2 separate regions of the Homo sapiens genome follow, and region 1 is linked to region 2. A link is a loop called in an ENCODE intact Hi-C map of the cell type or tissue named here. Cell type or tissue: Calu3. All regions are shown on one strand. Links, peaks and the distances in the headings refer to the core of each region. The heading gives the core; the rest is flanking DNA. Region 1 has its middle 78 kb from the start of SLC6A14. Region 2 has its middle 110 kb from the start of AGTR2.

Region 1 (16,583 bases), core at 4,405-12,404, 77 kb after region 2:
TAGCCTTCTCTAAGGTTGCCAGATATTTTATGTATTTAACTCTTTTCCTCTGTCTTTTTTTTTCATTCTCATCACTGCACTATCCTTTTCCTTTACCTATCTCTGCTAATTTTTCTGTCTCCTTCACTATTACTTTCCTGTTCCCCTTCTTAACTATTGGAGACCTGCAGTCCTAATCTTTTTGTTTGTTGGCTTTTCACTCTCTGAGAAACTTAAGCCATTCTAATGGCTTCAATTATCAGTTTTATGCAACTGATTCTCATATCTTGATCTCTCTTTTTGATATTTCTCCCCAATTCCAATCTCATTAATGTAGCTAACGGGCAGTTCTATTTTTACATTTTGATGTCCACTTCACAAAGAGATTCACATAGAACCTGGATGAGAGAATAGAGAATCAAGGGAAGGACAATTGATACAATTTTTCAAGTAATAGGGAACCTAAGAGTTAAAACATATAATTTCTAAGTTGAATATCAAACTATGTTATTATTCTTGTGCTTATCCTTAAATGAACTTGAGTATTTTAATAAGGCTTCACTTTCTTTCAGTTTCTCTGTGAAAACAAAGCTATTCACATTCTGAGTCAGCCAAAGGTGGTTTCTTATAGACTATATATATATATGTGTATATATATATATATATATATATATATAGAGAGAGAGAGAGAGAGAGAGACTATATATATATAGAGAGAAAGACTATATATGTTATGGTTTTGCTCTGTGTTCCAACCCAAATCTTGTCTCGAATTGTAATCCCCACGTGTCAAGGGAGAGACCTGAGGGGAGGTGATTAGATCCTGGGGTGAGAACTCCTTCAGTATCACAAGAACAGCATGAGGGAAACCTCCCCCATGATCCAATCACATCCCACCTGATCCCCCCCTGGACACCTGAGGATTACAATTTGAGAAGAGATTTGGATGGGGACATGGAGGTAAACCATATCACCCTCCCATCACAGACCCAGAGGCCTATGGGGAAAAATGGTTTTGTGGGCTGAGCCCAGGGCCCTGCTGCTCTGTGCGGCCTTAGGACATTGTGCCCTGTGTCCCAGCTGCTCCAGCTGCAGCCATTGCTAAAGGGGGCCCATGAACAGCTCAGGCCATTGCTTCTGTAGTTGCAATCCCCAAGGCTTGGGAATTTCTACATGGTGTTGAGCCTCTGGGTGTGCAGACGGCAAGAATTGAGGGTTGGGAACCTCTGCCTAGGGAAACGTGGGGTTGGAGCTCCCACACAGTGCCCCACTGGCACAATGCCTGTGAGAAGAGGGCTGCTGTCCTCCAGACCCCAGGATGGTAAATCCACTGAGAGATTTCACTGTGCCTGGAAAAACCACAGGTACTCAATGCCAGCCCATGAAAGTAGCCATGGGGACTAAACCCTGCAGAGCCACAGGGGCAGAGCTGCCTTGGGAGCCCACCCTTTGCATCAGCATGCCCTGGATGTGAGACATGAAATCAAAGGAGATTATTTTGGAGCTTTAAGATTTAATGAGTGCCTTGCCAGGTTTCAGATGTGCATGCGGCCTGTGGCTCCTTTGTTTTGGCCAATTTCTCCCATTTGGAAAGGGATCACTTAACTAATGCCTGTATCCCCATTGTATCTTGGAAGTAACTAACTTGTTTTTGGTTTTGCAGGCTCATAGGCAGAAGGGATTTGCCTTGTCTCAGATGAGACTTTGGACTTAGGCTTTAGAGTTAATGCTGCAATGAGTTAAGGTTTTGGGGGACTGTTGGGAAGGCGTGATTGGTTTTGAAATATGAAAAGGACATGAGATTTTGGAGGGGCCAGGGATGGAATGATATTGTTTGGTTTTGTGTCCCCACCCAAATCTCATCTTGAATTGTAACCCCCATAATCCCCACGTCAGAGGGACCTGGTGGGAGGTGATTGGATCGTGGAGGCAGTTTCCTCCATACCCTTCTGGTGATATTAAGGGAGTTCTCATGAGATCAGATGGTTTAAAAGTGGCAGTTTTCCCTGTGTGCTCTGTCTCTCCTGCCACCTTGTGAAGAAGGTACTTTCTTCCCCTTCACCTTCCACCGTGATTGTAAGTTTCCTGAGGCTGACCCAGCCATGTAGAACTGTGAGTCAATTAAACCTCTTTTCTTTATAAATTACCCAGTCTCAGGTACTTCTTCACAGCAGGGTGAGAATGGGCTGGTACCCTAACCATGGTAGGAGGTATGGGAAATTCTGTCTAGGCAATCATGTGGTCCAAGGCCAGGAACATCAGAACTTAGTACTTTATAGGGGGTAGTTTTCTGATAATTATTTTTTGCTTCTCTTATTATTTTATATTCAGGTTTCTAAAAATTTGTTTTCAATTTATTTTAGCAGTTTAAATTGTGTTAAGAAAAATAATTAATTATGATATGATTTTAAAATTTATTGCACAGTACATTGGTGTCTCATCATATTGTGGAGGGGTTGGTTCCTATGTTCTAATGTCAGCACTTAAGGTAAAATTATATTTGGGCAAAATTATCCTTTAAAATCCCTTAAATTGCTGTGACCTGGGCCCCTGAAAGTTAAAATTACAGGAATTAATTAATTTTGTTTCTCTTTGCATTTTAGTTGTGGCTTCCCTTTTCCTGGAGCTAGAGAGGGCAAACTCAATTTTGGTCTAGTAAAGGGAAGTTGGGGAATTGAAATGCTGTAGTTTAAATTTGTTTATGGCAAGGCCTCACTTCTCTAGGATAAATTCCTAGAGTGAAATTTTTAGTGAAACTTCTGGGTCAAGGAATCTGTGAAGTTTAAATGTTGATATATAATGCCTGCCTTCCAAAGTAACAATTTCAAAATCCTAATAAGTTTTGTTAAAGTAAATTAAAATGGAGTCCAGGCCTAAAAAATCCCTACATAGACAAAGCTAGTTAGGTCTCATCAGTGATCCTAACCTTGCTTGATTCACAAATGTAAGAGGAACTTGGACAATTTCTTATGATGGCCTATATCAAAGAAAAATGAAACCTAAGCTCTACCAATCAGAAGTCTACAACAAACCTATCTAAGGGAACTTTACAGCAGTAGAGGCCAAATAAGGCAACTGTAAAACTAATGAATCAAATATTTTCTTTGCTTTAGTTTATGTTTATCTTTTAAAATTTTCCCTTTGTGTTCTCTCAGCAGAGACCCTGAAGCACTTCTGGTTTGGACCTGCCCAATAGCTGTTTTCTCTATAAACTCTGTAAAGTTGTATTGTGCCTCAGACAGATGGTATGAACATACTTGTTCCCTCACACCCTCACCAACACTATATTTCTCAAACATTTTAATCCTTGCAAATATGAAAAATTATTTATTTAAATTCACCTTTCTTTGATTGTGGGTGAAGCTTAATATCACTTAACAGTTATAAACCACGAGAAGCAATATAGTATGTTGGCTAAAAGCATATCATATCTTAACTCCCCGATGAAGCTGGAAAACATTACTTAACTTCTCCATCCATGCCTTAGTTTCTTCATCTTTACAATTGGAAAAATTATAATATACACCTCAAAGGGTAGTTTAAGAATAGAAGAAATTAATCATGCATATGTAAAATTCTTAGAAGATCCCTGACATGAGGCGAATGATCTTTAAATATTATTTATTATTTTAAAAAATCAACTACCTGTCCACATATATTCCCCTTTTTCTATTTTTTTAATTAAAATATTTTATCTGTCATGAATATCACTTATTTCCTCCATTCTGTAATTTGACCTTTATTTTTGATTATGGTATATACATTTTGAGTTTTACATTGACATTTACATTTTTGATCCATTTGGTATTTATTTTGGCGTAAGACACTTGTTAAATACATAGCTGTATTTTTTCTCACAAAGGCAGTCAGCTCTTCCAACATAATTTATTTGACATTCCACCATTTATCCACTGATTTTAATTAACATGTCCGAGACTAAATACCTATGCCATTTACATTTATTTCTGTACCCTCTCTTGTGTTTCACCACTGTGTCCGTCCCTTAATCACAGTATAAAAATGTTTTAATTACTGTAGCTTTATGATACATTTTAGATAAGGTAAGTTTAGCCTTTACTATCCTGGGTATTTTCTTGGGTATAATCATGTACTTTTTTTTAACCTGCAGAACCAGCTTACCTAGTTCCAAAAATATGCTCTCAGTATTTGTATTGAGATTCTTTTAGGAGATTTTATTTCCTGTTCATAAACAAGACATATCGTTAAATTTATTTATATTTATCCACAAACAAGGTATATATTGATTAAGTTATTTTTATGTTTTTAATAGGACTTAAACTTTTCTTCCTTGTGCACTTGTTATTTTTCCTAGAAGTTTTATCTTTTGCTTTTTAATTGCCTACATAGCTATGTGTATATTCCTTTTCTCATTCCTTACTTTGCATATTTGATATTTTTGTATAATATACTTGACTAGGCTAGCGAGAGCATTATACATTTTACTGGAATTTTCACAGAACTACATATTATAGTACTTATTGTTTTTTTCTGCTCTCTAAATCATATGTTTATGATTTAATCTTTTCTAAGTATTTCTGTTTTCCTTGGATCTGTTTTGTCTTTTGTTTGCTCTTTTGAGTTCGGGTCTAGGTAATATGTTGTTACTCTTAATAGTTAATACAAAGAGCATTTATAAATATAAATTATTGTAAGTATAGCTTGTAAGTAGTATTTTTTCTTTTCCCCTTTGAGCAATAAGTTATTTAAAAGTTTATTATTTTCATAATTCAATTTTCTAGAATTTTTGTTTATTTTCATTTTTATTGCTTTGTGGTCAGATAATGTGATCTGTATATTTTGTGTTTTAGGAAAATAGTCATAGTCTAATCAATCAGAAAGAAGTTGCACTTTTATTCTGTAAGGTACAATGTTCTATATCTAATAAATAATCTTATTAGTGTTCTTATTTATATTATTTACTCTTGTTTAATTCTTTTTTTTTATGAGACAGACTCTCACCATGTTGCCTAGGCTACAGTGCAGTTGTCATAGCTCATGGCAGCCTTGAGCCCCTGGACTCAAGTGATTCCCCAGCCTCAGCCTCATGAGTAGCTCAAACTACAGGCACAATACATCACACTGGCGAATTTTTAAAAATTTTTTGTAGAGACAGGGTCCCGCTGTGTTGCCAAGGCTGGACTCAAATTCCTGGCCTCAAGCAATCCTCTTTCCTTGGTCTCCCAAAGTGCCGAGATTACAGGCAAGAGCAACCACACCCAGCCTTGTTTATTTCTTGTGCATTTGAGAGACGTGATTTAAAAATCTGATTCTACCATGTACTGTTTTGTAGCATTGGGCAAATTACATAATCTTTTTCTAACTCATTATTAAATTGAGCCCAGCTCATGTTATGTTTGAAGGTTATGAAGGCCGCAGAGTTTAATGTACATTGTGTATACATCATATAAAGTGTTTTGCATGCTGCTTAAAACACAGTAAATAATTTTATCTAAAAATTATTTGCTCATCTTTTTTGTCACTGTCTTATTTTGATTTTTAACCCAATGTGAAGATCTTTGTTCTTTAATAGATTAATTTTTTTCAGTGTTATTTTCATTTTAATGGACTCCTCCTTCCTTCCTTCCTTCTTTCCTTCCTTCCTTCCTTCTGAAACTCATTTTCTCTTTATACTATTTTCTATATTTTACCACATAGAATATGTTGTGTATCTTGTCCAAGATCACACAGCACATGGTAGATTCAGGATTTCAATCCATGTCTTCCTGAATACAAATCCCACACTATTTCCAAAAGTCCAAATAGCTTCATAATAATAATGACTTCTTAGAGTTATAAGGAGGAACAAATAAAATTAGGTTTGCAAGTGGCCTAGCACAGTGCCGTGTTTGTTTCTTCTTTCTTCTCTTTTTTTACTATTGTGCCCTACAATGACAACCCATAGTTTTAAGAGCCTCTCTAAGGTATAGCATGGTGAACAATGCCACTGCTTTTCAATTCTCTTTCTTGACCCCAGAGTTTTCAGCGATAGCCTATCACTTAACAAATACAGATGGGAAATTAGTTCATCCCTGAATTATAAATTTCTTTGTTTTTATTGCCATATTTCATCAATTCTGAAATGCGTATTTTTTAGATTTTAATAGCTTTTATATTAGAATGGACCTTATAATTAGTGGTGTCTTACAACTACAATTGGAAGTGTTTTTCCTTTCTTTCTTAGTGGCACTTTGAATGATAATGTGTTTTAGAATCAATGTCTGTTTAGATTCAATGAAATATGATATGAACAAGTCAATACATTATAGATATGTAACATATTTTATGAAGTTTAGCCCCTCTCTAGAAGATATCTTAAAATTATATAAATAAAATTATGTGTGAAATCATTTTATTGGTGAGGAAACTGAGACCTTTTTTCTACGTTCATACAGTCTCTGACTGTCTCTTCTGAGCATTGCTGAATTTAATTATTTCCTGTCCCTACTTACTGACACTTTTTCATTCATTTCTCTCTATCTCATACATGAATTCAGTCCACCACTTACTTTTATATTATTTCCTGTCAATTCTATTAGTATATGGATTTCTAGTCTATCCCGAATGAATATTTACAAAGCTTCTTCATAAAGTACAAAGGGGCATACAAAATTAACATAATGACAGACAGAAAGTCATTAATCACATTTTTATTTTTTATGCTTCTGACCTTTTCAATCTCCTTAGCACATATTCAAAACTCTCTGAACATAGTAGGTGCTCAGTAAAATCTTGTCAATAAGAAGCCAGGATCTATAGCTACTTTTCTCTCTCCCTGCTAAACTAATGACAGAAAGCAGTACCAAGCATAGTGTGCGTAGCACACCTTAGTCATCCAATAAATGATAATTACTCTAGTTTCTCTTCATATCGCATAAATCTTTCACCTTTTACCAATAAATGATAATTCCTTTCTTTCATTTTCTAAGCAACTTTATCTATATAACAGTTTATAGCTATGGACTCAGGACTAATATTGGCTTCCACCTTAGTGGTGCATATAAAAAGAGTCCTTGGTCAGATACTTTATATATACATCAGATTTATAACTTCCTGACTTATAGAATATTAGAATAAGAAGAGAATATGAAAGATCATTTGGTCCAATGTCCTCACTGTATAGGTGCTTATATCTTGATCTAATTAGCCCATTTTTCTTAATTCCAGTTATTCAGCATTTAGAAATCCCACTTCTCCCAAACCACCTGAAATTCTATGGTACTCAATTTCCTAACCTCGAAAGCGTGACTTTTCTGTTTTACAAACATTGACTGAATACCTGTATCAGTGTGTTATAGAAGATAAAACAACAAGTTCTGGCCTTAAGAAGAACTGTATAACTTTTGGCAAGGAAGATAAACTCTCAGAGTATCCGTTCCCTACTCTGAAAAATTAGTATAACAACACCCCTCTCTTGTGGTTGTTACAAGCTCACATTTATAAAACAAATCACAGGCTGCTAGCAATAAATGCACATTTGCACTCTACTCCTCTTCCCCCTAAACTCCAGGCTTTTCTGAGCTCTAGTTAACTGTTTAATTTTTTTTTTTCTCTCCTTATATGTTAGTCAAAGTCTCTAACAACGACTGGTTTGGAGCACTGTCTTCTGCTTTCTATCAGGTAATCACAGAGGGCGATTGTACTGTGGGAGAAAAGCCTTGAAGTAATGCTACCAAGTGAGGTGTGCCAATATTAGTTTTGGAGTGACTGAGGAAGTGAGAGATAAGGATGCAGTTGGGAAATAACAGACTCCTTATAAGTAGCATTATTGTAGCCAAAACACTATTGCATTCAAAGCCACTTGTTTACTTATTCTTCCATTTGCCACTTCATAGGTTTAAAACAGCAGTTTTCACATTGTGTTCTGAGAAGGCATGGGGGTCTCTGAAGCCTTTTCAGGGGATCTGCAATGTCATTCCTTTTCCACATACATATCTATGTGAGGCTGAATTTTCTTCATATACTTCAACCAAACAACTGATTGAATGCAACAGCTGATACAAAAATCCAGCTGTCTATATAAAAAAGAGTAGCAAAAATGTGAAACAATGTCATTCTTTCCACTTTTTTCAGTTTTTAAAGTATAGTCACATTTCATGAAAAAGTAATTTATATTAATAGGTTTATTTTTTAAGTGAATTAAGAAATAAATATCTTTTGAAAATTTCCGAGTTTAAATTTCTAATATGGCAAATATTTATAGATATAAACCACATAAAACCAAAAGAGCATTTTAGAGTTCTCAATAATTTTTAAAGTATAAAGAGGTCCTGAGACCGAAATATTGACAACCACTTGTCTAGATGAAATAAATTAACTTATAACATTACAGATCTTTCACAAATTCCTCTATAACAGGGATCAGCAAACTACTGACCACAGGCCAAATACAGACTTCCCTTTGTTTTCGTAAATAAAGTCTAATTGAAACACAATCACAGCCATTTTTTATATATTGTTTATGGCTGCTTCAGTGCTATAATGGTAGAGTTGCATCATTGAGACAGACTATACTGACATAGAGATGAAAATATTTACTATCTGGCTCCTTACAGAAAAAGTTTGCTGATCCCTCTCTATAATATAGAATAGCTGTGTCCAATTATTTAAAGTAAGATGCATTTCTCTTATTTGATTCAAATATTCCTGTTACCAATACATCCCAAATCAATCCTGATAATCAGCGGAGAAATAGATGACATATCTGTATTGCACATAACTGCTCAGTAAATATTTATCAAAAATCCACCAAGTTCCAGGTATTATGCTTAGAAATGGGGATATAATGTTGAATAATACAGACATTGACTTATTTTTGTGGAAATTATATCATGTTTATTCAGGCTCAATTTTTCTTTGTTTCTTAAGATTAAACACCTCCTAACTTGAATACACCACGGATTTATAAAACTTATCTAGAATAGAGACATAGGCAACTGTCAGAAGTATGCAGCTTTTCTCATATTTGAGAATGCCCGTTCAAATAGAAGTCCAAAAGTTATTAAATTTGAATTTGAAGAACATATGACTTTTTTTAATTTTTAATTTTAATTTTTGTGAGTACATAGTAGATACATATATTTCTCAGATACATTACATGGTTTCATACAGGCATCCAATATGAAATAAGCACATCATGGAGAATGGGGTGTTAAGCCCCTCAAGCATTTATCCTTTGAGTTACAAACAATCCAGTTACACTCTTTAAGTTATTTAAAAATGTACAGTTAAGTTATTATTGACTATAGTAACCCTCTTGTGCTATTAATTACTAGGTCTTATTGATTATTTCTAAGTATCTTTTGTACCATTAACCATCCCCACGTCCCCCTCACACCTCCCCACTACCTTTCTCCAGTCTCTGGTAACCATCCTTCTACTCTTTATGTACATGAGTTCAATTGTTTTGATTTTTAGATCCCACAAATAAGTAAGAACATTCTGTACCTGGCTTATTTCACATAGCATAGTGACCTCCAGTTAAATTCATGTTGTTGCAAATGACAGTATCTCATTCTTTTTTATGGGTGAATAGTACTCCATTGTGTATAAGTACTATAATTTCTTTATTCATTAATCTGCACAACAAAGGAAACAATCCATAAAAGTGAAGAGACAGCCCACAGAATGGGAGAAAATATTTTCAAACTACACATCTGACAAGGGATTAACAATCAGAATATATAAGGAGCTCAAATGACTCTATAGGAAAACATCTATAATCCAGTCAATAAATGGGCAAAAGATTTGAATATATATTTCTCAAAAGAAGACATACAAATGGCAAACAGGTACATCAAAACGTGCTCAACATCACTGGTCATCTGAGAAATGCAAATCAAAACCACAATGTGATGTTATCTCACCCCAGTTAACATCCTTATATTCAAAAGACAGGTAATAACAAATGCTGGTGAGAAAAGGCAACACTTGTACACTGTTGGTGAGAATGTAAATTAGTACAACCACTATGAAGAACAGTCTGGAGGTTCCTCAAAATCTAAAAATTGAGCTGCCATATGATCAAGCAATCCCACTGCTGGGTATATACTCAAAAGAAAGGAAATCAGTATATTGGAGCGATATCGGCACTCCCATGTTTGTTGCAGCACTGTTTACAACAGCCAAAATTTGGAAGCAACATATAACATTTAGATCAATTGGGGATGAGAAGGAAACATGTGCTAGGAGGATTCAGTAATATCCATTTATTAGTTCAACAAGGATTTATTACAAAACTATTATGTACTGGACTGTGTCTTGATATATGACTCCCATCCTCTATGCCCACCAAGTAATTACTGTTCATCATGTCATGATTATAATAAGAGAGAAAGGATTATTTTTATTATTATATTGGGATGCTATTATTTCTGAATATTAGCTCTTCAATAAGCTGCGTAGATTGCCATGGAAAAAATATGGTTAGTTTTTTTACTTACTCAGTGGTCAGAATAAGAGGACAATGATTTCTTAAAAATTATTTTAGATTTGGGCATACATGTGATGATTTGTTACATATATAAACGTGTCATGGGGGTTTGTTATACATATTATTTTATCACCCAGGTACTAAGCTCATTACCTAATAATTATCTTTTCTGCTCCTCTCTCTCCTCCCATTCTCCCCCTTCAAATAGATCCCAGTTTCTGTGGTTTCCTTCTTTGTGTTCATAAGTTCTTAGCATTTAGGTCTCACTTATAAGTGAGAACATGCAGTATTTGGTTTTCTGTTCCTGAGGTAATTTGCTAAGGATAATAGCCTCCAGCTCCATCCACACTCCCGCAAAGGACATGATCTCATTCTTTTTTATGAAGGACAATTATTTTATTTTATATCTCATTTCTTGAATTTCAAAGCTGGGCTTCAGTTACAGAAAAACACCATATAGCCAGAGGTATTTAGAGTTAGAAGAGATTCAACTTATTCAAATCTGAAATTGAGGAGCTGAGAGGTTAAGTGGTTTCCCTAAGATGACATAGCTAGTTTGTGGAAGACTGGGAACTAGAACCCCAGACATTGGCTTTTTCCATTGAGCCACACTACTCTCTGTCTTTTCTAAAGTGTTTGCTGTGAAGGAGACACAAATATTACATGTTATCTACTGTCTTGCTAGGACAAAAACATGAAATTAAAATCCATTCATGATGAGATCATGTCTCTGAAGGATTCAGAATAATTATTTGGTATAGTCATTTATATGGTGTATTAGTCCATTCTCATGCTGCTATAAGGACATACTCAAGACTGGGTAATTTACAAAGGAAAGAGGTTTAATTGACTCACAGTTCCACGTGGCTAGGGAGGCTTCAGGAAACTTACAATCATGGTGGAAGGGGAAGCAAACACATCCTTCTTCACAAGGCAGCAGGAGAGAGAAGAATGAGTCCCCAGTGAAGGGCACTCATTTTATAAGGGGGAAGTCCCTTATAGAAACATCAGATCTTGTGAGAACTCACTCACTATCACAAGAACAGCATGGCAGAAACCACCCCCCTGATTCAATTTATCTGCACGTGGTCCCTCCCATGACACGTGGGGGTTATGGGAACTACAATTCAAGATGAGATTTGGGTGAAAACACTGTCAGACCATATCATATGGGAAGTTCATTCCCAGAGCAATGACAAGGAGAGGCAAAAGTAATAATTGTTTTATGGATTGGAATAATTGAAGGAAGAAAGGTGAGGCAAGCAGGAGCTATGTTACTAAAAAAAAAAAAAAGAACCGTGAGCAAATGACCAGTAAATCAGCTAGCTGTAACACTCTCTTTTTGTGTTTTTAACTAGTAAAGCAGTTTGAGTTGTGACTTTGGGGAAATGCCTTAATATCTCTAAGCTTCAGGTGTATGTAAAAATGAATCTAAGTAGATAATCCTACCCCACAGAACTATTGCAAGGATTAAATATGATAATTGCAAAACACTTAACATAGTTCCTGGCATAGAGTGAGTACTCATTTAAAGATGAATATTATAACTAGTGTGAATTAATTTTGTTGTGATCACTTTTAGTGATCCGTATATAATTAGGTTTATATATAAAGATATCTCAGCACTCTGGCACAATCCAGGTATTCTAAGATTGTCTGCATCTTTGTTTTTTTAATACAAAGCGACTGGAATCTACATGAAGTATTGCAAGGGATCCTGGGAAGAGGGCACACTGACAAATGGATTCGACCATGTGGTCTCAATCACAAGTTGATGCTAACTAATAAATCCAGCTTTTAGATTTTGCTTATATGGAAAAATAATAAATTATATAGGAATTTATAAATAAGCAGCATACGATCTCCATGATTTTTACTGCAAGAATAAAAGTTGCTTTGTAGTATAAGCATTTTTTTTTGTGCCCCTGGACACAGACAAAAAAATATGGTTATGGGTTGGGAATAATGATGTTGGAGTGGACTTTTATTGACTAGAATTTCTTGCCCAATTTGTGGACTTCTAGACATGCATATAAGACCTGTTCCACTGAGCAATAATTTTCTCACCTCCCCAAAAATCAATGAAGAGGCTTCAAGACACACATTTATGGTGACCTCTAACAACTGGATAACTAGGAAAATTATCCAACTGCTTCTTATTTCAAGGTCCATTGATATTCTAACAAACATTTATTAAGTCCTACCTATTAAGTGTCTACTACTGTGTTGAGCACTGGAGAATGATAAGACCCAGTTATTGTCCTGAAAGTCATCAAATAATTTATTTTTTCATTTCTATAATAGCTTTATTGAGATATAATTTATACACCATAAAATTCACCCTTTTAAAATGTACAATTCAGTAATTTTTAATTTATTCACATACTTGTACAACTATTACAACTCTCTAATTTTAGAACATCAACTTATAAAGAAACTCTATCCCTATTAGCAGTCACTCCCTACTTTCCTTTCCCCTTATACCTTGGCAACCACTAATATGCTTTCTAAGTCTTATAATCCATTAATTTATTCATTTAAAAATATGTGATGATTGTCTGCTTTGTGCTTCATGCAAGACATGATGATATAATACTGAACATGATGGAAAAGATTCAGCCCTCGAGGAGGTTGCAACCTAATGGGTGAGACAGACTTAGTTAAATAAGTGTATGGTTACAAACAGTGGTGCACATCATGAGTAAAGTGTGCTTTGGTGTCCTGAGAGCACACAGGAGAGAAACCTGACCTAATCTGAGAAGGCTTTGCTGAAGAATTGACATTTGGTTTAAGATCTAAAGGATAAGAGTTATCCAGAAAAAAGAAAGAAAGGGAATTATTCCATAGAGTAGGGACAACATGTGCAAAGCCCCATAACAGAATGAATACAGCAGATCTGAGGTGAAAAATAGGTCAATATGGTAGGAATGCAGAGATTAAGGGAGAACATGCTGTGAAATTAGGCTGGAAAGATAGGCATGAGTAGGGTCACATAGTCCCTTGTAGGCCACATAAAAGAATTTGTACTTTGTTTTCCAGGTGCAGAGGGAAGCCATTCTAGAGTTTCAAGCAGCAAAGGAGCATAATGTGATGTTTTCTTTTTAAAAATATGATTTGGGATCATGAATAAAGCATGGTTTGCTTGTGGCAAATGTGCAAGGAGGGATACCAGGTAGGAGGCTGCTTTTTAACTTAAGCAAGAAAGGATAGTGACATTGACTAGGGTGGTAGCAATGGAAGTGGAGAGCAAGAGATGTATTTACTACAAATAATTATTCCATCCCGCTATCTTACCAGGTCTTGTTCCTTCAAAATATTGCTAGAGTTTTCTCATCAAGGAATCCTCTGTTAAGCCTCCCTGGCTTAATAGTTCTCCCAGCCCTAGGAGGCATTGGCTGCTTCCTGAGGTTACCATATCTGTGATACCTCAGTGTCCTCTTTTGCCTTTTCACTTCTCTAACACATTTTTTTAATGGTAATTGTCTTCTGACTGGGCTCTGAGTAATTAATTCAATACACTAAACATTTGGCTTTGAATTTTAACAAGAAGTTTAAAAATGTAACCATGTATGTTGTTTGATAAGAATAGTAGCTCTAAGGTTGTCATTATAGATGTTCTGATCTTATTAATTGTAATTTAAGAGGAAAAAGTTTAAAAAACCAAAATGCCAAAGTCAGGTATAATACCATAGATTTCAGAGGTGGTAGAGAAATAATAATTTAATCCAATTCTCATTACTTTTCAGTGTTTTTTAGGGTAAAAAAAACCACAAAAAACCCTGAGGTCCAGAGATGTTAATTGACTTGTCAAAGATCACAGAACTAGGTAGTTAGCACAGAGTCAAAATTTTGTCTTTTTTTTTAATCTAATGTTTAGTGTAATACACTATGACATATTTAAATGATCTGTGTGGCTCTTTATGTGTTATTGGATAACAGAAAGTTAATCAAGAGTGAACAGAGCCAGTGATATTTAGATTTATTTAGACTTTCATTACCTGGAACATCAATAGTGCAAAAGGGAAGGGTAGAAACTCGTATCCTTAAAATTTGCAAAAAATGAGAGTGAACTGATAGAAATAGCTTCCTTAAACTATATTTTATAACTTGCTAACATCGTTATTTTTCAATACAATATATTGACGGTATATATTAGCATGTTCCAAAAATTTAATTTACATTGAACCATATATATTGACATATAACAAGTTCTAGTTAGTAGTTGAGAAGCTAAAAAGGAGAAGACAAGGGTGGGGACATAAAATTGAGCCTGGAAGGTGAGGCTGTGGAGAAATAGGAATGCTTTTACACTGTTGGTGGGAATGTAAATAAGTTCAACCATTCTGGAAGACAGTATGGCGATTCCTCAAAGACCTAGAACCAGAAATAACATTTGACCCAGCAATCTCATTACTGGGTATGTACCCAAAAGAATATAAATCATTCCATTATAAAGAAACAAGCACACATGTATGTTAATTGCAGCACTATTCACAATAGAAAGGCATAGAATCAACCCAAATGCTCATCAATGATAGACTGGATAAAGAAAACGCGGTACATACACACCGTGGAATTCTATGCAGCCATAAAAAGGAACGAGATCATGTCCTTTGTAGGGATATGGATGAAGCTGGAAGTCATTATCCTCAGCAAACTAACACAGGAACAGAAATCTAAACACCGCATGTTCTCACTTTTATAAGTGGGAGCTGAACAATAAAAACACATGGACACAGGGAGGGGAACAACTCACACTGGGGCCTGTTGGGGGTAGGGGGTGGGGAGGAAAAGAGCATCAGGATAAGTATAGCTAATGCTCGTGGGGCTTAACACATAAGTGATGGTTTGACAGGTGCAGCAAACCACCATGGCACACGTTTGCCTATGTAACAAACCTGCACGTCCTGCACATATGTCCTGGAACTTAAAATAAAATAAAATTAAATTAAAAAAATAAAAAATTGAGCCAGGAATGAAGTTAAAAATAATGCATACCACAAAGTCCTTACACACTGGTGATGGGCGGACCACAGCTTTGACACTAAGCATTCTCAGCATTTTTGCAAAGAAGGAATATCTAAACTTGATCAGCTGCATCAGTGGTAATCAACTCTGGTTGTGCATTAGAATTACCTGGGGAAACCTAAAATGTTGATTCCCATGCTCAAATTAGACAGAATGTATCAGAATCTTTGGGGGTATTTTTAAAAATCTCCCCAGGTAGTTCTAATATGTAGTCAACCATTTAGGTACTTGGTCCACAGTGCGTCACCATCACCCACTTGCCATAAAACAAAAATAAATACATAACATCTAACTAATATTACCTGGAGAAGCACCACTATTCCTGATAGTAAGATCAGGGAGAAATATCTCTTCAATCTCCTCTTACAAAAACAAAACATAATAAAACAACTTCAAAATCCCAATGCCTTTATAAAAAAGCACATCAACTTCCATAAATATATTTTCTCTCCACTGAGATTTTAATAGATGTTGGGTTTAATAGATGTTGGTTAATTGGTACCTATTCCAAATTACCAATTAAATAGATCTTTAAATGACAATTTACTGTTGGCATTCTGTTGTGAAATTTGGCAGCCAAAAGGACGTGCGCCCACTAAGAAGGCCATCATCAGGACCTGGCCTTAATTATTGTGTTTTTATCCTTGGGTGGTGATAGATTTGCTTTGGGTCACCCACATTCAGATCTTGTTATGGCTAATGCTACATATTTATAAGGCAGCTCACCATGGGCTATACTTCCAATCTGTGAATCAAAGAAAAACTATACATAATAGCTAAGCATGGGGACATTGAGGTCAGAGAAATCAACGTCAAATCCTGACTTTCCACTTATTCCCATTTGATCTTAGACAACTTATTTAACTTGTCTTATCCTTAGTTTCCTTACCTCTAAAATGCTGGTATAATAGTACACACCCAATGGGTTACTGTAGGGACCAAATGGGATAATGTACATCATTTTCCTGTCATATAATGTGTGCTCAATTAGTATCAACAACTTTAGGAAATCATTTATTAGGTAAGAATCAAGTCTGATATTAATCTCACTCTAGACAGTTGAGCTAATTGTATGGCTAGGTAGGCATGCTGGCCACAGCCCTTTTATCGTCTTAGAGTAGAAACT
Region 2 (16,583 bases), core at 5,140-13,139:
ATTAGGTGTGCTTTCCCAACTCAAGTGTGAGCTTCTTGAGGCCAAGGAGTCCATCTCATGCTTCTGTACTCCCCACTCACACTTTCCTCAACCCCTTGACTTCTGCCAGTACTGATGCAGGGCTGGGCACGCAAGAGGAATTCAGGAAATGCTTGTGGTTTGATTCATCTTGCATCCTTAACTCTTGACGTCAATAGTAGATGAATGAAGGGCGCTTCCCAAGGGAAGAATGTGAAAGTCTCCACTCCTTTAACTCTGTTGTGTAAGCCATATTAAAAGGTGAGAAGCTAAATACAATGGCTTGACAAAAGGCAAGTGAGAATCAATGGCACTTTAATCCTGTCTTGCTTTTTTGTCCAGTTCTGTAACCTGAAGTATCTGTACTTTAGGGAAGAAATACAGTAACAATCATGTTTAATAAACCAAAAAGTAAAGGGCCCCAGTAATCTACCTTTTCTGTGTATTCAAGGAAGTCTAGAAAAATTGATGTGATTTACATTCATATCTACAGTGAAGGCTATGAAATTTTGCTGCTGTACTTCCTGAGAACTACTTCCCTAGCACCTTTCTGTCTTTTGAATAAGATAAGAAGCCTTTGCACCTGGGCTGTGCTTTATGTTTTACTACATGTACCCTGATAGTATGTTAGTCCAGAGTACCATCATCTCAAGCCAATATTATTGCAACATCCTCCTAACTGGTTCCCCTGGCTCAGTCTTTTACTTGTTAAAGTCCATTCTTCATACTGCAACATGATCTATCTGAAACAGAAATCTGATTGTGCCACACACCTGTTTAAAACTCTTCAATGGCTTACTATGTCCTTAGGATAATGTTTCACCCATTTACCATGCCTTAAAAATCTCTTCATAATTTGCCTCCTGCTTAGCTCTTGAGTTTCATCTCCTCCCATTCTCTAAGCTCCAACCACCCTAAAATATGTGTAGATCCAAAAGTGTTCTGTATGTATATCTTTCACTGCACATGTCATTCCTTCTGCCTGGAGTGTCTTCCTACCCTCTTTTGGCCCATAGTTGGTGAACTTTTCTACATCTTGTATGACTTAACTCAAACCTAACCTTCTCATTGAATCCTTCCCTAATGTACCATCCATTATTATTTGTTCCCTTTTTATATGTATCTGCATTATAATACTTTCCACACTGCATTATAAATGTCTGTTTATATATATGTTTCTGCAACCTGTATGTGAGTTTCATGGACATAAGAACTATGGCCCCCCTACTCCCCACCTTGTTGCTTTAGCACTGCACACAAAGCAGATAATCAGGAATGCTGTTTAAATAAATAAATCATTATATTTCCTTATTTAAAGGGCCCATCAGAGCTAGACTGACCTTGGAGTTGCAGCCAAATAACCTGTTGTTCAACTATCCTCAGGCATTTGGCCTGTTTTAGATATGGTTCTTTCTTGAGAAGGAATAAATTTAAATGTTCTGGAAAGTTTCTTTCTTAATGTAAGATTCTATAAATAATCAACATATTGGAATAATAGTCTCAACAATGCAGAAGCCCAGAAAGCTCCTTTTTTTGCACTATATATATCCCAATATTTATCTAAACATATTATATCCTCGAGGCCTCCTATACTATTCTTCGTGTGTGTGTGTGTGTGTGTGTTTTATTTAGGAAGTGATTTTTTATTCTTTAGCCATAATTATCCCACACTATTACATTATCACATTTTTTCCATATCTTTTAAATATTAGATACACGATTTGTTAGAAGTTAAAAGGGAAAATCATTCTTTTTTGCTGAATAATATCACATCATATTTAACTTAAAGATTATTAACTTTTTGAATATCAAAAATTGAGGCTGCTGGGAATCCCATTTATTTGTAGGTCCCAAAATAGCCCTGAGGTCTGAATAGGAAAATATCTTTTATAAACTATAACAAAACTCTCACCTCAAAATAAAACACTATGAAATTTACACAATTGTATATGTACTCAGTATCTTCACAATATCCAGAAACCTACTAGATTTTTAGAAATGGCAATGCCAATAGGTTTACATTAAGAAAAGAGAGCTTATATTAAGAGGACCTAACTTAAAACCTGGCATCCTGTGCAGGAATCTGTTCAATCCTTAGAACGGTCATAAAGTCATCTTTGTTGAAAACACAGGTCCTTGGACACCCCCAAATGCCAGGCAGAACAAAGAGAATTCCAGTACATTGGCTTTTATTGTTCATCTGAATGGGGTATAATTTTCAAATTCCTTTGGATGCCCCAAGGGCTCATGGGGTTGCTGGTCATATTTTGGGGCCTGTCATCGCCTTTTGCAGTTTTCATCAGGTGTATCCATAGCTGTGCAGTTCTAAACCAGCTTCTAGAACTTTTGCTCAAAAACTGGTGTTAAGGTGCCTCCATACCTACCTCCCAAAACTTCATAAAGCATCAGGCCAACACGGACCATTGCTTTACCTGATGGATAGCTTCATTTTTTCCTTTTTATTTAAAAACAATAGAGGGATGAGGGATGTAGTATTATGACAAAACTGGTTCCCTCCTATACTAATCTTATATAAGGAGAGTGTGGGTGATTGTTTGCCTCAATCTGTATTTAAGCTCAACACAGACTACTTTTCCTCATCACATATATAAATACACACATGCATATATGTAATACTTACAAATACTTACATTATTCAATGCTTACAAACACTCTATGAGATAGTTACATTATCCTTATTTTATATATTAGACAGTCATAGCTCAGAGAAGTTAAGAAACTTGTTGAAGCCTGTACACCTGGGAAGTGCTAGAGGACTGGACTTAAACTCAGGTCTATCTGATTCTGGAACCTGTGTTTAGAAATTTTCCCCCAGCTTTATTAAGGTATAATTGACAAATAGAGCCTGTGTTTTAACCATTATACCACACTCCCTCATCTAATTTAAAAGATTGAGTTGAACTAGATCATCCTTGAGAACCCCATCTGAAGTTTCTTTGTCCCTTTCCTCTCCCGTCAAGGTCGCTATTGGGGCCAAGGTGGGAGGGTGGTGTTCTGAAGATCTGGGAGCTGAAGTAAAGAGATATGAGGTTCCAAATACCCTCTTTTGCATTTCTTTTTCTATAATCATTTTTCTTTGGGATACATGATAAAGACTCCTACAATGGCATATTAAATAGTGATATTCAGGACTTGTGGTTGCTGCCGCTCATTTATCTTCCTCTTACACAACCTGATATTTTTGAGCTAAATTTTATCCATAGATGAGTAATGAAATAAACAGATATATGACTTTTGGTAAGCATTTGTTCCAAAAGTGTGAATGGTCTAAAAGTGTGGACTATTTCACTAAAGAAAGAAAACTTACACTGAGCAAAAGAGAACCATGTCCTGAAAGAAATGAGTTGAAAAAGGAATAAAATCATCTACTTTTCATTGTATGATCCCTCAAAATACTCTGGACATTACATTTATTCCACTGCAGGCATCTTGTAGACTAAAACAAAGAACACTGGACTTGGAGTTGGAGACCTGGGCTTGATTCTCATATAGACCTTACTAACAATATAACCCTGAGCAAGTGACTAAACCTCTCTCGGCTTCTATTTTCTCATTGTCAAGTTGGAGATTAGAACAGGATCTACCTTAAAGTGTTGTTCCTAGGAATAGATGAATTAAGTCATGTTTTAACAATGCTTTATATACTTATATTTGCATTGGATATTATTACAACTCACCGTGGTCCTGTGCAAAGCCACCAATCTAGTTAACTTTCTTTTAATACTGTGGTCTCTATCTGACTCCATAACACAATCTGTGGTCTCTGACTCCATAACACAATCCCCCTACCCTACCCCAGGCTAACTGACAAAGCACCACTATGATTGTACTAAGAAACAGTCACTTTAGCCAATGTAAGCAGATAGCATTCACAGTGAACTATGGCAATAGTCCTGTTTATGATAGAGAATATCTGGGTGCCAAGAGACCTACATCTAAGCCTCCTTACTGTTTATTTCTAGACGGGTGGAATGATACCAGCCAGAACAGTTGGACCCAGCTGCTCTAGTGGAAAAGGGAAAAATTTTCTGTTTGGAGTCAGACCACACAGGGGCTTGAAACTTGAGATTAAAATAACATTTTTTGTTGTTGTTTTGAACCTAAGAGTGACTGAGAAATCAGTGGAGAATGTGAAAGTGTCACTTTGTCAGTGGTATGTTTTGTACACAAAGAATAGGCCATCATATATCCCATGGTCACAACTACTCATGTTTGGTTAGCCTGTTGCTGGCTGCAAATTTCACATTAGAAAGTCATAACAGAATAGGAAATTGAGGAAATGCATGAGTAAATTAGAATGCTGACTATCTCTTTAGAGATTAGGATGAGGGGCAGAATGGGATGGCATAGCTAAAGCTCAAAATCTAGGGTAAACTGTTGCAGCAATAACAAAACAAACTAAACCATGTAGTTGTGTTGCCATCACTAGTCTAATTATCCACTTTGATTAACCCTGCCCTCTTTATTATCCCTTAAAGTAGTACCCTTCGTATGATCTCTAACAGAAAGATTTAGCTTAGTGATAAAAAGAAAAAAACATTTAAAAATTGTGCATGCCAGGGGAAAGCCAGTAAAATAAGCTAGCCTTGTGTGGAAGTTATATTTTTGGATCAAAATGATTACATTCGGCTTGAAAATCAAATGGTATGCTTGTTTACTAACATATTCTGAGATTTTTTTTCTCCCTGCAGATGTAAAATGAAAAAGGGAACAGGGCTATAGCTAGCATATGGAGGTGATTTGTTCAGATCTACAACTGGGCTAGAGCCATCAGTAACCCAGCTATAAATTCTGAACCTCCTGTATTTTCTTATTTCAAAATATGCTCTCCTCCATTTAAAGACAAAATAAAATCGAGTTGCTCTGAAAGATATCACATAGAGTAGAGAAATATCTCACTGGCAACAGTTAGGACATTGGATTATACCAAATCTGTCTGACTTTAAACTCATGAACTCGCATGTTTAAATCCAACATAAATCGTTTAGTTTTCAAGTTCCCTTAAGCTAGGAAAATTAAGACTTCCTGTTCTTCAGGGAGAAAAGGGGCTTAAAAACTTGAGAGGTTAGAGAATGTCTTAAAGCTCTTCATAATTGAGCATAAATAAATCCAAACCATATGGATTGCATTTCCTTTTTTTACTTTGAACACCGAGGGGAAAATCATGCTTGGCAAACTGATCTTTTTTTTTTTTTTTCCTAAATCCAAATATGTTACTTTCACCCCTGAGTCTCCTTCCCAAGCTGTACTACATCTGGAATATTCTCAGGACTCTTCAGTCTTTAAATGTGCAGCTCCCGTGAGGCCTGTCTTCTTCAAGAAGCCATCCCTGAGTGATTAGAAGAGACATACCAAATGCCTCTTAAACCTCACTGGGTAACATGTAACTTTCAAGGCTCCCCTTTAGTCATTTATGTGTTCATTTATGTATTCTGGTAGTTGTGTTTGCTAAAGGCTTATTGTGTTCATGTATAACAGCTCATGTCCTTTATTCTACATTTAACAACCATTTATTTAACATCTAATACTCCAAAGTTTTACGGATAAATGCCTAGGTTTGCACAGTCTTATGTTGTGCTTAATGACGCAACCCTCTATGGAAGACTAAAGATAGCCCCAGCTAATAATTCTCAAGTAAGACACAGCTGAGGAAAGAAAATTGGAATAGCTCTACCAGAGAAGGAAGTGCCTTAATGATGAGATTTCAAAGGCTCCAATAAGTCTCCTCCAGAAGTATCAGATTCATATGTTGAATTAATAGAGCTATTTTAAAAGACAAATCGTTTTTAAAATACACTAGAGTAAAATTTTAAATCCTGCAATTTGCTTTTTTTTCCCAAGTATCTCACTGTGTTCCACACATGAAGAGGGATACATGTTCCAATAGGGGTAGGAAGGGAATGAGATCTGCGGGTTATACACCCTACAGATTTTTATTTTAAGCTATATTACAGCAATATGGTAATTTGGGTAACATGAGGTCAGAAGGAGGAGAGAGAAAAAAGAAGAGATGGAAGGGTAATTACTTTAGTTAGAATTTGACTTATGTTTTAGGACTTCAAGAGAAAATCCACAGAAAATAATTCACATTTGAAGAAATTTGCCTATAATATGTATAGTATTTATTTTTTATATTTGCCTTATTTATTTCTACAGTGAAACTCCAAGTATTTTGGAGGTTAGGGACTCTCTGATACTTAACTATTTGCCACCCATGTGGTTCCCACCCCACCCTCACCTCAACATCTAACCAAGCCTTGGCCCAGAGGAGACATTAAATTTTTGATTGTTTGATAATAAGGGTTATTAAAAGTTTTACTGAATGTGGACACTGCCCTCAGCACTGTGTTAGGCATTGTGGAAAATAATGCAACACAGGGAGAGAATAAAATGATTGTCACTGTTCTGTTTGGAAAAGCAAAGCCTGTATGTGGAAATAACCAAAGTCATGTATGTCAATCATACAGAATAAACCCAAGAAATTAAGAATTTTCAGGCAAACTCTGTGGCCGTCTAGCACAGAAACATTTTATTAAGTCTGAAGGAAGCTTTAAGCAAATGAAAAGGTCTATTACTTTGTATCGTGGAATTTGAACTTAGGAAACTTGTTACCGTGAAGTTATACAGGCTGAAAATATGTGTACATAGCTTATCTTACCCACTCCATTTCCTATTTTAAAAGACTTTCTCTTCCTCCTTCTTCTTTTATTCAACTTCTGATAACTTTTCTAGGAATCCACTATGGGGGAGAAGAGGAGATGTACATTGATACATAGCTTCAGTGAGTTGAATCATGGTAATATGGAGATTAGGAAGGGGTGCCCAGGGCCCAATATTTGATAAAAAAGGAGGGTAATGCTTGTCTTACTTTGTTTGACATTAATAGGCATATACCAGACACTGTGCTAAGCACTTTACATTAGTCACTTCATTTAATCAACACAAATTTTTGAAGTAGGTACTATTATTTCGTCCATTTTACAATAGAAAAAAATGAGTTTCAGAAATCAAGTGATCTTTCCCCAAGTCACTCAGCTAGTATTCAGTAGAAATAGGATACAAACCCAGACCTGTCTAGCCCCATTTAACCACTTTAGTATACTGCCTTAAATGAACTCACCTCTTCTGAGTCCCAGGGTGTTCCTAAGCCAGAAGAGTAAATGACCACATTGGTTATACCTCAGTCCATGGACTCAAGTAATTATGACTTGTGGAACAGGAATTACTGAAACTATTGAGACAGACTTGAAGTCCTGTCTCTAAAACTTCCCTTTCTAGATGTTTGCTCAGATGTAGCCACCATACTTTAAGCAGAATACGTGAAGAAAATAGGTCAAGTGGAACATGTTGTAAAAGCTGGTCAGAATAATGAGAGGACCCATTGACATATCTTTTGAGGGACAGATGAAGAAATGTGGGATGATTAGTTTGAGAAGGAAATCCTATAGACATGTGATAGTTGTCTTCCAATATTTGATAGACTATCACATGGAAGTAGTATTAGACTTAGTCTATGTAGTTGTAGAGGAGAAATGTTTAAGAACAGATGTTAGAATAAAAATTCTGAATTAACAGAAAAAATTATAAACATAAGGCACAGTTTCATAACATTCTTTTGTGCCTTGAACCCTTTTGGAAATCTGGTAAAGCCTATGAACTTTCCTCAGAATGTTTTTAAATGCATAAAATAAAATGCATAGGATTACACAGGAAATAATTTGTATTTAAATATAATTTTTAAAATTTCAAAAAAATTGAAGATACCTACGATAATTTTATTTATTTATTTATTTAGTTCACATACATGATGCAAGACAGAGTGATAATTTTAAAGTGGTATAAAATATCTGTTTTTTAGGTATTGATAATATGATTAAGTTTTGTTGCCTACATTCATAGTCAGAGAAATATCGAATTTAAGTTAGAAATTAAATAAAGGTATAATATTTTTTTCAGTCAAAGTTTATGGTACCTCTAAGGGATCTGTGGATTCTATGTTTAGATCTTCTGAGTTAGAGGTATCCAATGGTGGAATGCGTTGTCATGAAAAGTTGTGGTTTTTCTATCACAGGAATTATGTTTAAGGAAAGAACATCAAGGATGTTTAAAAAGGATTACTGCTTTGTTTACATACTGGATGAGATAAACTCTCTATTGTGCTAATTCTAATATTCTATGCTCAAAATTCTTTAATGGCTTTTATTATATCTAGAGCAGAGATTTTCAATTTTTTAACCAGGGGATGACTTTCTTCCAAATAAAATCTCACATGATCTTTTAACATATCAAACAGAAAAAGTAAGATCAGTTTGGCTGAAGTGAAAATGGAAGTCCTAGATTCCCACCTGCTCAGCCTCCTTACTCAATTCGCTCTCCCCTCTTCACCTGCACCAATTCTGTTTCTTGTTTGTTTGTTCGTTTGTTTGTTTTGAGACACAGAGTCTTGCTCTGTCGCCCAGGCTGGAATGCATTGGCGTCCTGATCTCGGCTCACTGCAACCTCCACCTCCCGGGTTCAAGTGATTCTCCTGCCTCAGCCTCCCAAGTAGCTGGGATTACAGATGTGTGCCACCACACCCAACTAATTTTTGTATTTTCAGTACAGGGGGGGTTTCACCATGTTGGCCAGGCTGGTCTTGAACTCCTCACCTCATGATCCACCAGCCTTGGCCTCCCAAAATGCTAGGATTACAGGTGTGAGCCACCACGCCAGGCCTAATTCTCTGTGTTTGAATGTGAGATCTCTTCTGAGGAGTCCTAGGGCTTTGTGAAACACAGCCACATGATCAAATACACATTCCTTAAATTAGCATTCAAGGCCTTGTAAAATCTTACCTCACAATAGCTGCTCAACAGAATGCTCATTGTTTCTAAACAACCTACAAACATCCTGGACACCACACCTTTGTTCACACTGCTCCCCAGTCTGGAATGCCCTACACACCCTCCTCCTTGCATTTCCCTAAAGTATAGCCTCTTTAGAGTTCAGATTATGTTCCACTTCCTCTAAGAAGTATTCCCTGATCAGTTACTTTTCACAATTGTTCTTACACTCTGATCCATTTTCATACTTCTCTATATTTGACACAATGTAAGTGATGATGCTTTGATTTTTTTTTCTAATATTTATTTTGTCTCCTCACTGAGGGAGCAGGCAACAAGAGCTCCTAGACTATCTGTATCTCTGAGGTCTGGTAAAGTATCCTGTACACATAATATGCTGAAACAGTTCCCTATGAAATTCCTTTTTCATGTTTGTCATATTTCCCTAAATAAACCATAAGCCTTTTGTAGACAAGGACATTCTTAGACGTTTCTTCTGTCATAATTTATCTAGAATCTAGCATGATCCAGAGTCCACAGGAGACTTCAACTGGCCATGGTAGGATTTGGACAGGAAAGATGTTAGATGTGGGAAATTTAGAAAGAATGAAAATCATGATTTGATGTAGAGAGAGGGGTATCTGTTGTTAGGGAAGATGACAGATGCTAGGAATGAGGTGTAGAGGGGTACTCAAGAGTGAAGGAACAGGTTGAGACGTGATTAGGTAAGGCAAAGAATAAGATGTCAACAAAGAGATAATATTATTCTCAATGAGAGAGATCAACAAGGATTAACATGAAAATTTGATTTGAGATAAAATCAGAGATAAGGCCCTTCTCTTGCCCATCATTCATCAAAGCTCAAACAGAGTTACGCAGTCCAAACACAGAGAATGTCTACTTTGGGGCCTATATTCTGAGTTAAGACTCTGGGTCTTTGACTTGGTCCTCAAATAGATATCTGAGATTTCAAAATTCTCACTTGAAAGAAAAATGGTTAGACGTGGTACCTCTGGACCACTAACATCTTAATGTCTGTTTTCTACCACATGTTCAGAAATCCAATTTAATAAAGATAAGAAGAATAACCATTTGTTGAAGACTTACTATTGTAATACTCTGTGATAAGTGATTTAGATGAGAGAGGGGAGTCTCTACTTTCAGGAAGAGAGTGGATAGAATAAGATGAAATAAGATAATAGGATAAAGTGCTTTCAGGAATCCAAGAAGGGTGAGAACTTATAATAAATAACAATAGCTTACAATGCCCAGTACTTACCCTATGACAGGCGCTGTTTCATACATTTGGCAAATGTTACCTCATTTAATAGGCATAACAACCATTTGAGCTAAGTATTATTTTTCCCATATTAGAGATGAGAAAACAGGCTCAGAGACATTAATTGATTTAAGTTGAAGAGCTGGTGTGAATGGCAGAGTTGAAAAGTCAGAGTCTAAACCCAAGTCAGCATAGCTCCAGCTGAAGCTCTTTACTGTGACTTACACTGCCCCAGTATATTGCTATACTGTCAAATATTATTACTAGTTTCTTGGGAAGAAAGAAAACAAAAGAACTCATTCAGTTAAATTGCTAATTGTATGTAGAAATAGAGGCCAGGAAGTTTGAGTGTAATAGAAAGCCAGAAAATTTCAAAATCTTACTTGAACCAGATGTTTTAGTCTCTTTTCCCATCATATTTCAATACCTCTCCCAAGATTTCTGGAGACACTATAAAGAAATAGCTAATAAGTTGCCAATGGAATTTTGTGGTCTTTTCATTTAATTCAGGTCTTGGGAACAAGAAACTAACCAACCATTAGAGTAGATATCTAGAAAAGAAGAGGGTGATTTACAAGACAGGATAACTCAGTTGGAATAATTAGAGGGTGACTGGCTCTTTATTTATTTAGGCTGAGGGATGCTCCAAATAGGAGGTTTGTGATTCGCACTGGGTCAAAAGAATTCTGCATTTTCTGTTTCTGAACACCATATTCTAAGAGCAGCCCTGTCTTTGCACTAGGCCAGACATATCAGAGGGATTCGCCTCAAGCTCTCAGTCAGTAAATCCATTGTAATTTACCTCAAGAAAAGATACACAGGTCTTGACAAGGGGCTTTTGTGCTTCAGGTACCTATTTAAAACGTTTATACATTATGACTACAGTCAACAATAATTTATTATACATTTAAAAATGACTATAAAAGTATAATTGGATTGTTTGTAACACAAAGGAAGGATAAATGCTTGAGGTGATATATACCCCATTTACCCTGGTGTGATAATTACACATTGTATGCCTGTATCAAATATTTTATGTACCATATATATATATTCATTTTTGCCTGTATGTAGTAGGTATATACATATATATATGTATATACCTATATATATATATAATAGATGTATATATATAGGTATATACTGGTATATATATATATACACACACACACACCTGTATATATATATAGGTGTATATATATAGGTGTGTATATATAGGTGTGTATATACCTATATATACACACCTATAGATATATATAAACCTGTATATATATATACACACAACTATATATATACACACACCTATATATATACACATACCTATATATATATACAAGTATATATATAGGTGCATATATGTGTATATACATATATATATACACACACCTATATATACATATGTGTATATATAGGTATATACCTATATATATGCACCTATATATATATATATACACACACACAGGTTTTTTTTATATATATATATATATACACATCTATATATATACATACAGGTATATACCTATATATATATGTGTGTGTGTATATATATATATATATAGGTGTATATATATAGGTGTATATGTATAGGTGCGTATATAAGGTGGTGGATATATATATATATACACACCTTATATACACACCTATCCTATACATATACACCTATATATATATACCTACTACGTACCCCCAAAAATGAAAAATTTTTAAAAAGTTTTATACAAATTTGAGCTTAAGGCCAATTTTTGAGCACGCATTCGGTGAGATGGCTCCAGCTTGATATCCAGGGTGCTTCACAGCAAACAAATTTTCTTCATCAGTGCTAACTACTTCGTTCTGATCTTTTCCTACCTATCCACACCCTTAGATTATCTTCTTAATGGATCAGACACAGGCATACCCCCTTATAGGTTTGTAATATTTTCTGCAATGCATAAAGTACCTCTTCAAATCTTTACCAAACCACTCTGTTTTTTTTTTCCTCCTCTGCGTTCTTAATAATCCATTGCTCCTTTTCTGACTGACACACATTCACCCCACCCTTCAAGTACCTTGAGGGCATAGTACTTCCTTTTTGGCAAGGTAAAGTTGACATTTGTTTACAAATAAAGCCATCACTTTTCAGCCTGAAAATGAGCTCATGCTGCTTCAGGGAAGAGAGAAGAGAGCACATATTTCTCAACCTGGAATGCTCTGCTTTCTTTTTTAAATCAACTTTATTGAGGTAAAAATTATATGGAGAAAAAAGCATCCATTTTAAGTGTACAGTTCAATTAATCTTGACAAATGTATACGCCTGAGTAGTTTTAGCTCCTCTCAAGAAATGAATCATAATATCATCCTGGAAAGTGCCCTCCTACCCCTTTGAAGTCAAATTCCCACCGTAACTCCCATCTTTGAACAACCGCTACTCTCTTTCTATTATTACAAAATAATTTATTCTGTTTTAGAACTCCTTTATATATATGAAATCATACAGCATTTACTTTGTTTAATTTGGAGTCTGGAGATTCATTTATGTTATTGTGTATATCAGTAATTTATTTTTTTTTTGCTTACTAATCTGTATTTCTTTATAGAATATGACATAATTTATCAATTTTATATTGATAGACATTTGAGTTGTTTCCAGGTTTTAGTTATTATAAATAAGACTGCTATGAACAAATGAACAAATGCAAGTCTTTTTGTCGTTGTACACAAAATATCCAGATATAAAATTGCTGAAGTCATAGGGTAGATGTGTAATTAGCTTGATTAAAAAAATTGAAAAAAAAAACTTTTCTCCTAAGAGGTTGTACCATTTTGCATAGTTCAAAGAGGTTGTACCACTCTTATCTACAATGTACAAGAGTTCTAGTTGCTTCACATCTTCACTTTGTTGATGAAAAAACCAGACTCCAAAATATTTTAAAGAGGTTTGAGTCAATATGAATGACTATGTCCCGAGGAACACAGTCTGAAGAGATCCTGAGAAAGTGCATCTGCAGAAGTTAGATTACAGTTTGGCTTTATACATTTTAGGGAGGGAGGAGTTACAGGGAAAGTCATAAATCAATACATGGAAGGTATATGTTGGTTTTGCCCCAAAAGGTGGGATATCTTGAAGCAATGGCCTGCAGGTTATAGGTGGATTAAGAAATTATTTAATTTGCAGTTGGTTAAAGGAGTAAAGCTTTGTCTAAAAATTTGGAGTCAGCAGAAAGGAATGTTTTAAGATAAGTAATTCTGTTAACCAATACACTGGGTCAGAGTGACCTGTAGGGGTATGTGACTTAATCATTGTCTGGCATGGCCTTAGGTCCTGTTTATAATTTGGTATTTTATTGTCACAAAGAGTCCATTTAGTCTTATGATCTCCATTTTTACTAATTTTATTAATGCTAGTCAATTGTGCCTAAACTCCAAAACCCATCATGGCTGGGAATTCAGGTTTTATGGTTTTTCTGGGGTCCCCTTGGCCAAGAGCGTGTCTGTTCAGTCAGTGGGGGGCTTAAGATTTTATATTTACTTTACAACTTGATAGTGTCACTCTTTTGTAGGGGTTGAGAGAAAGCTTTCTCTCTGCCCACTGAAGATTCACTGAAAATGAACTGACAAAAGGCAGATTAATAGGAGAAAAAGGCATACACATTTATTAACATGCCTAAACACAGAAGCGATACACAAAATATGAGACTTACAGAGGGGCCCTATGGTTGAGGCTTAAATACTGTCTTTATATGGGAGAGATGTATGGACTCAGGAGACAGACATTATTTTGTACATGATTCTATTTGGAAGCTAGATGGACAAGGTTAGGGGCAGAATTACATAGGAACAAAGATTGTCTTTTTATGCAGATAAAGCCCCCCTCCCCTCTAGGAAATCTCTTAGAGCTGCCCTCAGAAAGACAGATGAAACATTTATCTCAGTGTGATGATGACCCCCAGTTTCTTCTCTTCTCTGTGGTTGACCTTTCCTGGTTATTTGATGAGATTCCTAGAGAGGTAGTCTTAATACATAATGCATTTCTTTTTGGAAATAAGCTTTCTTAGATAAGGAAATTTCAGAGAGAGTCTCCCCCAGTGCTTCTGGAAAGAGGATCAGAGAGACAGAAAGGCAAGGGAAGGTCAGAGAGAGCCCTTGGTTCTGAGGCTTATTTCTGAGACCTTTCCACTTTCAAAGTGCTTAGCGTCCTAAAGAGCCATATTTTGGGGAATTATTTTCTGTACCCCAACACTTTTTATTTTTAGCCATTCTGGTAAGCATACATTTTTATCTCATTTTAGTTTTAATTTATATTTATTTGAAGGCTGAAGATGTTGAGCTTCTTTTCATGTGCTCATTGGTCATACATATATCTTCTTTTATAAAGTGTTCAAAAGTCTTGTGCAATCCCCACCCCACTTTTATTAGGTTGTTTATCTTCTTAATATTGAGTTGTAAGAGTTCTTTATATATTTTGAATGTCAGTACTTAGTCAGATATATGCATTATGAATATTTTCTAATGTTCAAAATATACCAATAAGAAAATAAAAATGCAAGTCTTTTATTGGAAGAAAATGTGGTTTCCAGCTTCATCCATGTCCCTGCAAAGGACATGAACTCATCCTTTTTTATGGCTGCATAGTATTCCATGGTGTATATGTGCCACATTTTCTTTATCCAGTCTATCATTGATGGACATTTGGGTTGGTTCCAAGTCTTTGCTATTGTAAATAGTGCTGTAGTTAACATACGTGTGCATGTGTCTTTATAGTAGAATGATTTATAATCCTTTGGGTATATATCCAGTAATGGGAATGCTGGGTCAAATGGTATTTCTGATTCTAGATCCTTGAGGGGGTCTTTGCTATTTTTTTTTTTTTTAATTTCTGTCTGTTTTTAGATATTTGACTATGATGTGCCTGAGTGTGGTTTTCTTTATACTTAGCCTACTGGAGTTTGCTGAGCTCCTGGATATATAGGTTATTGTTATTCACCAAATTTAAGACATTTTGAGCATTATTTTTCAAATAACTTTCTGCCTAATTCTCTCTCTCCTTGCCTCTGGGGGTCCAATTACATGCATGTTTGAGAGCTTTGCATTATCTCACAGGTCATTGAGGCTCTTAATTATTTTCAAATCTTTTTCTTTGTTTTTCAGATTGGGTAATTTGTATAAATTTGTATTGAAATTCACTGACCCCTTTTTCTTCTAACTCCAGTTTGCTGTCAGGCTCTTCCAATAAGTAGTTTTATTTCAGATATTTAACTTTTAATTTATAGATTTTTAAATTAGTTTCTTCTTTATTGTTTTTATTTTTCTGCTGAGATTTTTCTATTTATTCTCTTATTAAAATCATATTTTTCTTTATATGTTTGAATATAATTTAACAGCTGCTTAAAAACCCTTATCTGTTAATCCCAAAATCAGAGTATACAGAGATATTTTAATATTGATTGCTTTTTTTCTTGATTTAGGGTAACATTTCCTTCTTTGCATATTAAGCTATTTGTGTTGCTAGATATTTTGGATAATACATTGTAAGAAATCAATTTTGCATATTCTCTTCCTTTAAATAATGTTTCATTTTGTTGTAGCAGTCAGTTAATTTGCTGGCAGTTCTACTTGGTTTTGTGGAGGCTTGGTTATAGGCTTTCTTAGGGTGTGTTTATAGAGTAGCTGTAACCCTACAGCATGGACCCTTTTTTAATGCATGGCCTTTCTGTTGCCTTAGCTGAATGCTAGGAATTGGATTGGGGTCTTGTCACTCTGGCTACAGTGCCACTCTGATATTTTTTAGCACTGTGCAACCTCTAGAATCTCTGTTCAACTCTCAAATCCATGACAATTTCTTGTTGCTAGGTCTCACACAGTCGTGCCCCACACATCTATATCCTAAACCTTGGCCAGTGACTTATGGGAAACTCAAACAGAGATACCTGTGAACCCTTCTGCATAGCTCCCTCCTCTCCAATATCCTACCGTGAACTTTAATATTTATCTTCTCAGCTCAGCAGGACTGTCTTGGTCTGTTTGAGTTCTACTTTCTTATGTCTTTCTCAAGAAATTTTTCCAAGTCATAGAACTGACATGAATATAGGGCTCACTTTGTATGTTTCTTTTTTCTTGGTGACCAAAGTCCTGTACTACCTATTGTTCAGTATCTTAAAACATTTTTTTTTACATCATGTCCAACTTTGTGGCTTTTCTAATAGTGGGAGAGCATGTTTGGCATTAGCTACTTCATCATAAGCAGAGGCAGAAATCTCCCTGCATTTTTATGCTTTAGCAAATTTGTTTCCAATTATTGTTAGTAGTAGTAGTAGTAGTAGTAGTAGTCACCCATTTAACAAATTAGGAGATGTTACATGAATGAGCTAGGATTCAAACCTAGGCCTTCCAGTTCTAAACCCCTGTGTTTTCCATTACATTGTGCTGTCTTTCCATTTAAGTCATTTTCTAGTTTTAATTTAATA

Evidence for each region. Peaks named below come from ENCODE experiments on the same cell type or tissue, not always from the same donor. Only the 100,000 strongest peaks of a DNase experiment are listed, where the experiment ranks them.
Region 1: a loop joins it to region 2, with 2.4 times the contacts of the local background. A loop is called at or near these places in 1 of 110 quality-filtered maps.

What each region holds. Positions count from the first base shown.
Region 1 is chrX:116,349,817-116,366,399 of GRCh38, forward strand. No RefSeq gene overlaps it. Among named protein-coding and RNA genes, the nearest start is that of SLC6A14, 78 kb to the right of the region's middle. In Calu3, for the core only: no CTCF peak of the experiment used is centred there; no DNase peak of the experiment used is centred there.
Region 2 is chrX:116,272,366-116,288,948 of GRCh38, forward strand. No RefSeq gene overlaps it. Among named protein-coding and RNA genes, the nearest start is that of AGTR2, 110 kb to the left of the region's middle. RefSeq lists an enhancer at 1-626. In Calu3, for the core only: no CTCF peak of the experiment used is centred there; a DNase peak (open chromatin) is centred at 8,946.